Linked DNA regions of Homo sapiens: region 1 is linked to region 2. Evidence: read pairs that join two places in POLR2A ChIA-PET (ENCODE). Cell type or tissue: OCI-LY7. All regions are shown on one strand. Links, peaks and the distances in the headings refer to the core of each region. The heading gives the core; the rest is flanking DNA. Region 1 overlaps LAP3 (leucine aminopeptidase 3). Region 2 has its middle 80 kb from the start of SNORA75B.

Region 1 (4,396 bases), core at 284-4,283, 190 kb before region 2:
ATTCATGGAAACGTGTGTATACACATGTATAGCATACAGGAAATGGGAGGAACAATAAGTCTGGAAAAACATTCTTCAAAATCCCCCAAAAAAGATACTTCTGCCTTTGCAAGAAAAGCTACTCAGGGGCCGGGAATGGTGGCTCGCGCCTGTAATCCTAGCACTTTGGGAGAACAAGGTGGGCAGATCACTTGAGTCTAGGAGTTTGGGACCAGCCTGGGAAACATGGCAAAACCCTGTGTCTACAAAAAGCTAGCCAGGCATGGTGGCACGCACCTGTGGTCCCAGCTACTCAGGTCGCTAAGGTGTGAGGACCACCTGAGCCTGGGGAGGTCAAGGCTGCAGTGAGACATGATCACGCCACTGCACTACAGCCTGGGTGATGCAGCGAGACCCCATTTCAGGAAAGGGAAGGAAAAGAAAGGCTACCCAGCACTAAAGACAGCACCCTCCCCTAATATGGTTCTGGGGCTCTGCACGCATCCTAGCTGTGGTTATGTGGCCACCACGGGATTCCTGAGGAACGCTGGATGGGGAGTGCTGTGTCTCACATTTACAAACCTGGATGGTCTTCCCGTTTTTGGCTCTAACAACATCCCCCGGCTTGTTGGCCTTGCCGCTGGGCATATTTTCACAAAGAGGGGCCAGACCTATTGGAAATAATATATGAAGGCACACAGTATATACTGGGTCCAAACATGCCACCTATGGGACAAGAGGCCACCTGTGAGCCATGAGAAGCAAGACACAAAGGCCACCTTAACGAACTGATCAAATTTAACATCACCAATGACACAACTGACATGATGTGTCAGCAACAAGAAGTACACATCACCCATGTAGCATTCTTCCCAAAGAAGTCTAACTTGATTCTAATCAAGAAGAAGCAATTCAAATAAATACAAATTGCAGAATATCATGAAACAAGCCTAGACCCTTCAAAACTGCTAATGCCGTGGAAGAAAACAGGAATAGGGTCTAGAATCAAGAAATCTAAAGGGGCACCAACAGCAATGTGTGGTCCTTGATTAGTTTCTGGATTTAAAAGCTAAATATAGGCCAGGCGCGGTGGCTCATGCCTGTAATCCCAGCATTTTGAGAGGCCAAGGCGGGCAGATCACCTGAGGTCAGGAGTTCAAGACCAGCCTGATCAACATGGAGAAACCCCGTCTCTACTAAAAATACAAAATTAACCAGGCATGGTGGCGCATGCCTGTAATCCCAGCTACTCAAGAGGCTGAGGCAGAAGAATCACTTGAACCCGGGAGGTGGAGGTTGTGGTGAGCCAAGATCGCGCCATTGCACTCCAGCCTGGGCAACAAGAGCGAAACTCCATCTCAAAAAAAACCAAAAAACCAAAAAAACCTAAATATAAATAAATAAAATGGACATTTTTTACACAACTGGAAACTTGAATTAGGTTACTGAATTAATCCTCGGAAAAGATAATGGTTTTGTCATTACATAGAATGTCCTTTTTCTTAGAGGACGTGTCGTGATGTCTGCAACTGACTTTTAAATAGTTCAGGAAAAAAAAGGACTATGATAGTGAAGGAGGGGGGCATGTCTGAGACCTGGATTCCAATTCTACCTTCCTTGTGCAATGGACAAGAGTCAGGGCATTATTATTTAACCTAAGACTCTCTCCTCCTTCCCCGTCTCCTCTGAAATGAGTATGAGCAATGCTATTATACAAACTCCCAGTACTGTGCCTGGGAGTTTGTATCTTCCATTACTAAGAACTGCCACATAATGAGCACTTTTTCTGTTCTAGGCACTTTCTGTGTGTTGTGCCATTTCACCGGCCACAATCCTACGAAGCAATCAGTCAATGAGCCAGCAACGTCCTGCCACCCCAAGTACCCAGCAAGTTTCATAATGTCAACTACAAACTTGACATTATGTGCCCCTGACTGCTAGCCACTTTTTGCAGAAGTGAAACAAATCAATTCCAGTTACAGCCCACTGGTTGCAAGATACATTTAGCTCAATCAGCTCAGACAGTAAAACACTTATCTGGGCTAAATAGCTACTGCTTGATGACTATTTAAAAATCATTTCTTATCTTTTCAGATTAGGGGAAATCATATCTGTTGTCTCTCTTCTCCCACCTGGCTAGAATCCAGAAGCGTTATGAGATGTAATCCGTTACCCCACTTACCTATAATATTAATGGGCAAATTAAGCTTTGCAGCAGACACGATGGCTGAGCATATAGTTGCAGCTCCTCCCATGTCAGCCCTCATGAGGTCCATATTTGCAGAAGCCTTGATGGAGATACCACCACTATGGGGAAATGGACAACGTGCAATATTAAGAGCAAAGAAGATGGCCAAAATCACTTTATTTAAAAAGTACAGATGGGCACGGTGGCTCACGCCTGTAATCCCAGCACTTTGGGAGGCCGAGGTGGGCGGATCACGAGGTCAGGAGATCGAGACCATCCTGGCTAACACGGTGCAACCCATCTCTACTATAAATACAAAAAAATTAGCCGGGTGTGGTGGTGGGCGCCTGTAGTCCCAGCTGCCACCATGCCTGGCTAATTTTTTTGTGATTTTAGTAGAGATGGGGTTTCACCTTGTTAGCCAGGATGGTCTCGATCTCCTGACCTCGTGATCCGCCAGCCTCGGCCTCCCAAAGTGCTGGGATTACAGGCATTAGCCATCGCGCCCAGCCTTTAGCTCATTTTATTTCTACTTGAATGAAATTTAAACAGTGCCACTGGAAACATTACTATATCATAAAATCAAGACTGTGCAAATTCCATCTCTGTATTGTCTGATTAACTCCTGACACCCACATAGTCTATTCAGCAAATTTTATGAATTGATCAACTTATGGAACGTGAAGGTCATGAGCTGTTAAGAAAAGCTGATGAGCTCACAGAGATGACTGGAGGCATTTCTCTGAAACCGACAGGACAGAGGGCTAACATTTCCTTCCAACACTGCACAAGGTGTGCTATATCCTGCTGATGGCAAAATACAACCTAAATGAGGCACAGGCCCAATGGCTGAGAGACAGTACTTCAACATGAGAACTGAATAAGGCTGCAATTAGCAAGAAACCAAACTACCTGACCCCCAGAGGCTTCTAACTAGCTAGTGGTTTTTCTGCTTCCAGTCCGTAGGAGTCCAGAAGCAACATGCTTCACAGGCCAAGCACAGAGCCAGGGGCTTCGACTCTAAGTTCTAATTGAGATCTGCTGCTCATGTGCCCTGGTGGCTCACTGGAGAGAGGTCTGCCTGCTGCTCTGAAGTCTGCTTTCCTTCAAAATTAAATCCTAATTCTCACTTACCTCAGAAGCACTTGTTACTTAGATGGTTGGCATGTTCACCAAGAATTAAAGATGATCCCCTGGCTCAAAGAAGAAAAATAACATGGGTAAACCCCATGGACAAAGGGAACACGCTGTTGTATTTGAAGTTTTTCTTCTGTCCACCTGCCACATTTATCTGCAGGCCTCTTCTGGAAGTTCTGCTCTCTAATTCCTATGACTATGGTTCTAAGGTAGCCACCAGTTAAAGATCAGCAATCAGCTTTGGCTCACTTTTTCAATCTCTCTCAAATCCACCCACTTATTTTCTACTCAGCCGCCCTCATTGATGCTACTACCCTCTGTCATTTGGATGTTTGTCAGGTCTCCTTAACGGGTCTTTCTGTATCAGTCTCACCACTGTCATTTCATTAACCATAAAAACAGCACATTTTTACACACACACAAAATCTATCTCAATCAAAATCTCAGTAGGTTTTGTTGTGTGAAAAAACAAGCAGATTCACCGAGTGTGGTGGCTCACGCCTGTAATCCCAGCACTTAGGGAGGCTGAGGCAGGCAAATCACTTGAGCCCAGGAGTTCGAGACCAGCTTGGGCAACACGGCAAAACCCCATCTCTATAAAAAATACAAAAATTAGCTGGGCATAGTGGTTCGCATCTGTAGTCCCAGCTACTCGGGAGGTTGAGGTGAGAGGATCACCTGAGCCCAGGGAGGTCGAGGCTGCAGTGGGCCAAGATTGCACCACTGCACTCCAGCCTGGGCAACAGAGTGAGACACTGTCTCAAAAAAAAAAAAAAAAAAAACCCAAGCAGATTCTAAAATGTATATGAAGATGCAAAGGATGTAGCCAAAGTCATTCTGAAAAAGAAGAGCAAAGCTGGAGGACTCATGTGACTAGATTTCAAGCCTACTCAAAGCTGCAGTAATCAAGATATTTGGTCTTCAGGCACTGGTGAAAGGATACAGAGCCCAGAGGCAGACCTACAATTATATGGACAACTGATTTCCACCCGAGGTGCCAAGGTAGTCTAGTGGGGAAAGGACAGTCTTTTCAACAAACAGTGCAGAAGTAAATGAACAGCCACATAGGAAAAAAAAAAGACAAAAACAAAC
Region 2 (4,396 bases), core at 155-4,154:
ATATCCTTCACCCACTTTTTGATGGGGTTGTTTGTTTTCTCTTGTAAATTTGCTGAAGTTCTTTGTAGAGTCTGGATATTAGCCCTTTGTCAGATGGATAGATTGCAAAAATTTTCTCCCATTCTTTAGGTTGCCTGTTCACTCTGATGATAGTTTCTTTTGCTGTGCAGAAGCTCTTCAGATGAGTCTCCCTCTGTCTTGCCCAGGCTGGAGTGCAGTGGCACGATCTTGGCTCACTGCAACCTCCACCTCCTGGGTTCAAGCCATTCTCCTGTCTCAGCTCTGGAGTAGCTGGGACTACGGTGTGTGCCACCACACCCAGCTAATTTTGTATTTTTAGTAGAGACGAGGTTTCACCATGTTGGCCAGGCTGGTCTCGAAGTCCTGACCTCAGGTGATCCATTTGCCTCGGCCTCCCAAAGTGCTGAGATTACAGGGTTGAGCCACCGCACCTGGCCAGAAAATAGAATTGTTTTTCCAGGACTTTTTGCATGGTTGGGGTCTCCTGTGTGTAAATCCCAATCAACTATGCATTTTGATGCTTTGAAATAATAATTTTCCAGAGTATCATGATGATTTCTTCATCCGATAGAAGAGGATTTCTGTATCACTCCTCAATTGCTTGAATTATTTCAAATCCCACTCCTGGATGGTCATCTGGGGTCACCAAAGGAAGCACAAAACCATGTTTTTCTAAACACCGTAAAGAGATTCACGTCCCTCATCACCCACCATTAGGTGGCACATACACGTGAAAATATGACATCTATTTTATTTTGATAGGAATGTATTGGCAGGATAACATAATGGTTAAAAAATTGGCTTCTCATATCAGGCCTAGGTTTGCATTATGGCTTGGCCATTTGCTGTCTGTGCAACATTGGGGACATAGCTCTTTGAGCCTGAGTTTTCTCATCTATAAAATGGGAGAAATGATGGTTCTGATTTCATAGAACTGTTGTGAGAATTGAATGAATTAGTGCATAGAAAACACTTAGCGTAGAATCTGGCATTTAATAAGTGCTCAATTCACACTGGCTTTTATTATTAGTTATTAATATAAGTTGTACGTATCTTGGCTTTTATTATTAATAAGCTCTATTTTATGCTATTCCTGGGGGAATAGATGCTAACCTATGCCTTTTAAAATAAAACTTTGGGAAATGAATTATTACTTAATAAATAGCATTTATTTATCCCTTTGAATCCATCAAAACCTGGGGTCTAAGTAGGAGAAATCACACTGGGGATCTTGGTGGCGAAAAAAGAAATTACCTTCTTGTACCATAATGTAGAGATTTTAAACTGTAAACGTGGCCTCCAGAGGAGTTTTGTTTGACTTGAACAGTATTTATTTTGTTTTCAACTTGATTTAGTTGCTGACGTTTAAGAACCAGCTGATTTCACATAAAAATTAGCATTTCCTTCTGGGCTTGGGTCTGGCCTGTTTTATTCTTTTATGTTTCCTGTCTGTGGTAGGCAGAATAATGATCCCCTGAAGATGTCCATGTCCTAATTCCCGAAAGGTGTGAATCTCTTAGGTTATATGACAGAGGGAAATTAAAGTTGTAGATGGAATTAAGGTTGCTATTCATCTGACCTTAAAATAGATTATTCTGGATTTTCTGGGTGGGCCCAATGTAATCACAAAGGTCTTTATCAGTAGAAGAGGGGGGAAGAAGAAGAGAGTCAGAGGGAAATTGCTTAGGGAAGAATGATGAGAGAGATGCAACATTGCTGGCTTCAAAGATGGAGGAAGGGGCCATAAACCAAAACATGCTTGTATCCTCTGGAAGCTGGAAAAGGCAAAGAAATGGACTCTCCCCTTTACCCCCTAGTGGAGATGCAACCCTGCCAACATCTTGATTTTAGTTCAGTGGGACCTGTGTTGGACTTCTAACCTACAGAACTGTTAACGTCAAACATTTGTTGTTTAAATCATGAAATTTGTGGTAACTTGTTATAGCAGCAATAAAAACTATTACACTTCTTTATTACTATAGGATAAGAGAGTATTTTTGCTGTTATTAATCTTCATGTTTTTAATGTAATTCTATTGATGCACTTAGTCATCTTGGCAAACACGCAAAGCCCAGCAGAGTTGCAGAAGCTCCCTGGCTTCCCTACTGGAAAATGCAGACCAATAAGAACGCTTGCTGTCTCTGATGGGAAGCACATGTGTTGGTATTTTTAAACGACTTTCAGCTACACAAGCAAATGACCCTTTTGATCCTAAAAAAGTATTAAGGGATAATAATTCCTGTAGAATACTTGCATTCCCTGCTTATGGGATTTTAGCACCATGTTTTTGTATGATTGGAGTAGTTGAACATTTTTCTCAAAGACAAATTGCCTGGTCTAGATGGGTAATTTTACATAGGAAGGGGAAGATCTTGTTTGAGAAGGTGTAGTCTCATTTGTCTGTGCACAAATGACCACAGGAACCCTTGGAAGAAACTAGGATCAAGAGAGGCGGAAGACATAGAATTCTTCCAAAGAAACACTGGAGTAAAGGACAAAGGCCTTTGGGAATAGAGATGATTGGTCTGAGATGTGCGTTAGAAACATGGAAGGACATGAGTTCTGTGGGCAGGGCCACAGCCAGGGCACCTTTGGGTCAGGTGCATGGAGGGAAGGAACATGGGTGGTTTTATAGTCTCTCCACTTCTGGCCCCAGGGAGCCTTTGGGTAGGGCCCAACATGCAGAATTAGACATGTCGGCTCTGTCTCTTGGGGGTTCAGAAAGTCATAAATAACACTCTTCTCCAGTCCTGAGATAAGGATCGTTTGAGAGATGAATGGAGGAGTCAGAAAGATAGAGCTAGAAATTCCACTTCTGAGTATTCACCCCAAAGAATTGAAAACAGGGACTCAAGAAGATATTTGCACACAGCAGCATTATTCATAGTAGCCAAAAGGTGGAGGCTATTTGAGTGTCCATTGACAGATGAGTAAATAAACAAAATGTGGTCTATACGTATAATGGAATATTATTCAGTCTTGAAGGAAATTTCGACATGTGCTACAACATGGATGAACCTTGTGGACATTATGCTAAATGAAATAAGCCAGTCACAAACGGACACACAAAAGGACACATATGTCCGCTTATAGGAGGCATCTAGAGTAGTTAAATTTATAGAGACAAAGTAGGATGGTGGCTACCAGAGGGTGGGAGAGGGCAGAATGGGGAGTGATTGTTTGATGGGTATGAATTTCAGCTGGCAAGATGAGAAGCTCTGGAGATGGATGGTAGTGACAGCTGCACAATAATGCGAAGACACTTAATGCCACTGAACTCTACAGTTAGAAGTGGTTGAAATAGCAAATTTTATTTTATGTATATTTTACCACAATTACATAGAATAAGGAAAGAAAAGGAAAGCTAGCAAACAAACATTTCTGCTTTATTTCAGTATAAGTTAGATTAGGTAATGATACCTAGATGTGTGGCCACAAAGAACTTTGCACCACTCCTTCTTTTTTTTCTTTTGAGACAGGGTCTCACTCTGTCACCCAGGGTGGAGTGCAGTGGCATGATCATGGCTCACTGCAGCCTCAACCTTCCCTGGGCCCAGGTGATTCTCCTACCTCAGCTTCCCGAGTAGCTGGGTCTACAGGTATGTGCCACCATGCCTGGCTAATTTTTGTATTTTTTGTAGAAATGGGGTTTCACCATGTTGCCCAGGCTGGTCTCAAACTCCTGGGCTCAGGTGATTGGCTGGCCTCAGCCTCCCAAAGTGTTGAGATTGCAGGCATGAGTCACCATGCCTGGCCTCAGTACTCTTTCTTGGACTGAATGTCCTGTCTGCAGTCTGCTCAACATCTGGCCTCCTGCTTGCAGGAGAAGAGCGGGTCTCAGAAGCTCACCCTCATTGGATGAGCAGAGAATGTGAGAGTTCTCCTGTATCTTAGGCACAGCCCCTTCACAGAGGCCCTGCTGGACATACTCAGTCCTCCCTCTGTCTCCAAACTCTCCAATCGGATAAGTCATTTCTCCTTATCTTCTGGACCAGATGGTGAGGGAGGAGAAAGAAGGTCACAATAACCCTCTTGCAATTTCCACATTGGATAGGAACAGTGGAAGTTCTCTCCCCTCTATGGAGACATAAGGGGTGGAGATTAAATGTACCTCCCTCACATGTATGTTAAGTACACGTGTGTACTTATGGAGATAGATCCCTCTATAACATGCTTTATGTTTATTTTTGATCTCAATTTTGTGGGAGTTGTGATATTACCACCACTTCAGAATAAATGGAATTGGACATTGACATAGTTTGCATGTCTGCTCCAAATCTCATGTTGAGATGCAATCCCCAGTATTGGAGGTGGGGCCTGGTGAGAGGGGTCTGGGTCATGGGGCAGATCCTTTATGGATTGGTGCTGTCCTTGT

Evidence for each region. Peaks named below come from ENCODE experiments on the same cell type or tissue, not always from the same donor. Only the 100,000 strongest peaks of a DNase experiment are listed, where the experiment ranks them.
Region 1: POLR2A ChIA-PET joins it to region 2 with 6 read pairs; 2 of 35 experiments call an interaction of 5 or more read pairs at or near these places.

What each region holds. Positions count from the first base shown.
Region 1 is chr4:17,593,300-17,597,695 of GRCh38, reverse strand. It overlaps LAP3 (leucine aminopeptidase 3), which reads right to left. Exons shown (of 13, transcript NM_015907.3): 8 at 2,162-2,286; 9 at 562-650. The region is part of intron 2 of MED28-DT (MED28 divergent transcript); the gene reads left to right. Among named protein-coding and RNA genes, the nearest start is that of LAP3, 18 kb to the right of the region's middle. In OCI-LY7, for the core only: no CTCF peak of the experiment used is centred there; DNase peaks (open chromatin) are centred at 1,915 and 3,065; H3K4me3 peaks cover 1,652 bases; H3K27ac peaks cover 2,955 bases.
Region 2 is chr4:17,398,605-17,403,000 of GRCh38, reverse strand. No RefSeq gene overlaps it. Among named protein-coding and RNA genes, the nearest start is that of SNORA75B, 80 kb to the right of the region's middle. In OCI-LY7, for the core only: no CTCF peak of the experiment used is centred there; no DNase peak of the experiment used is centred there.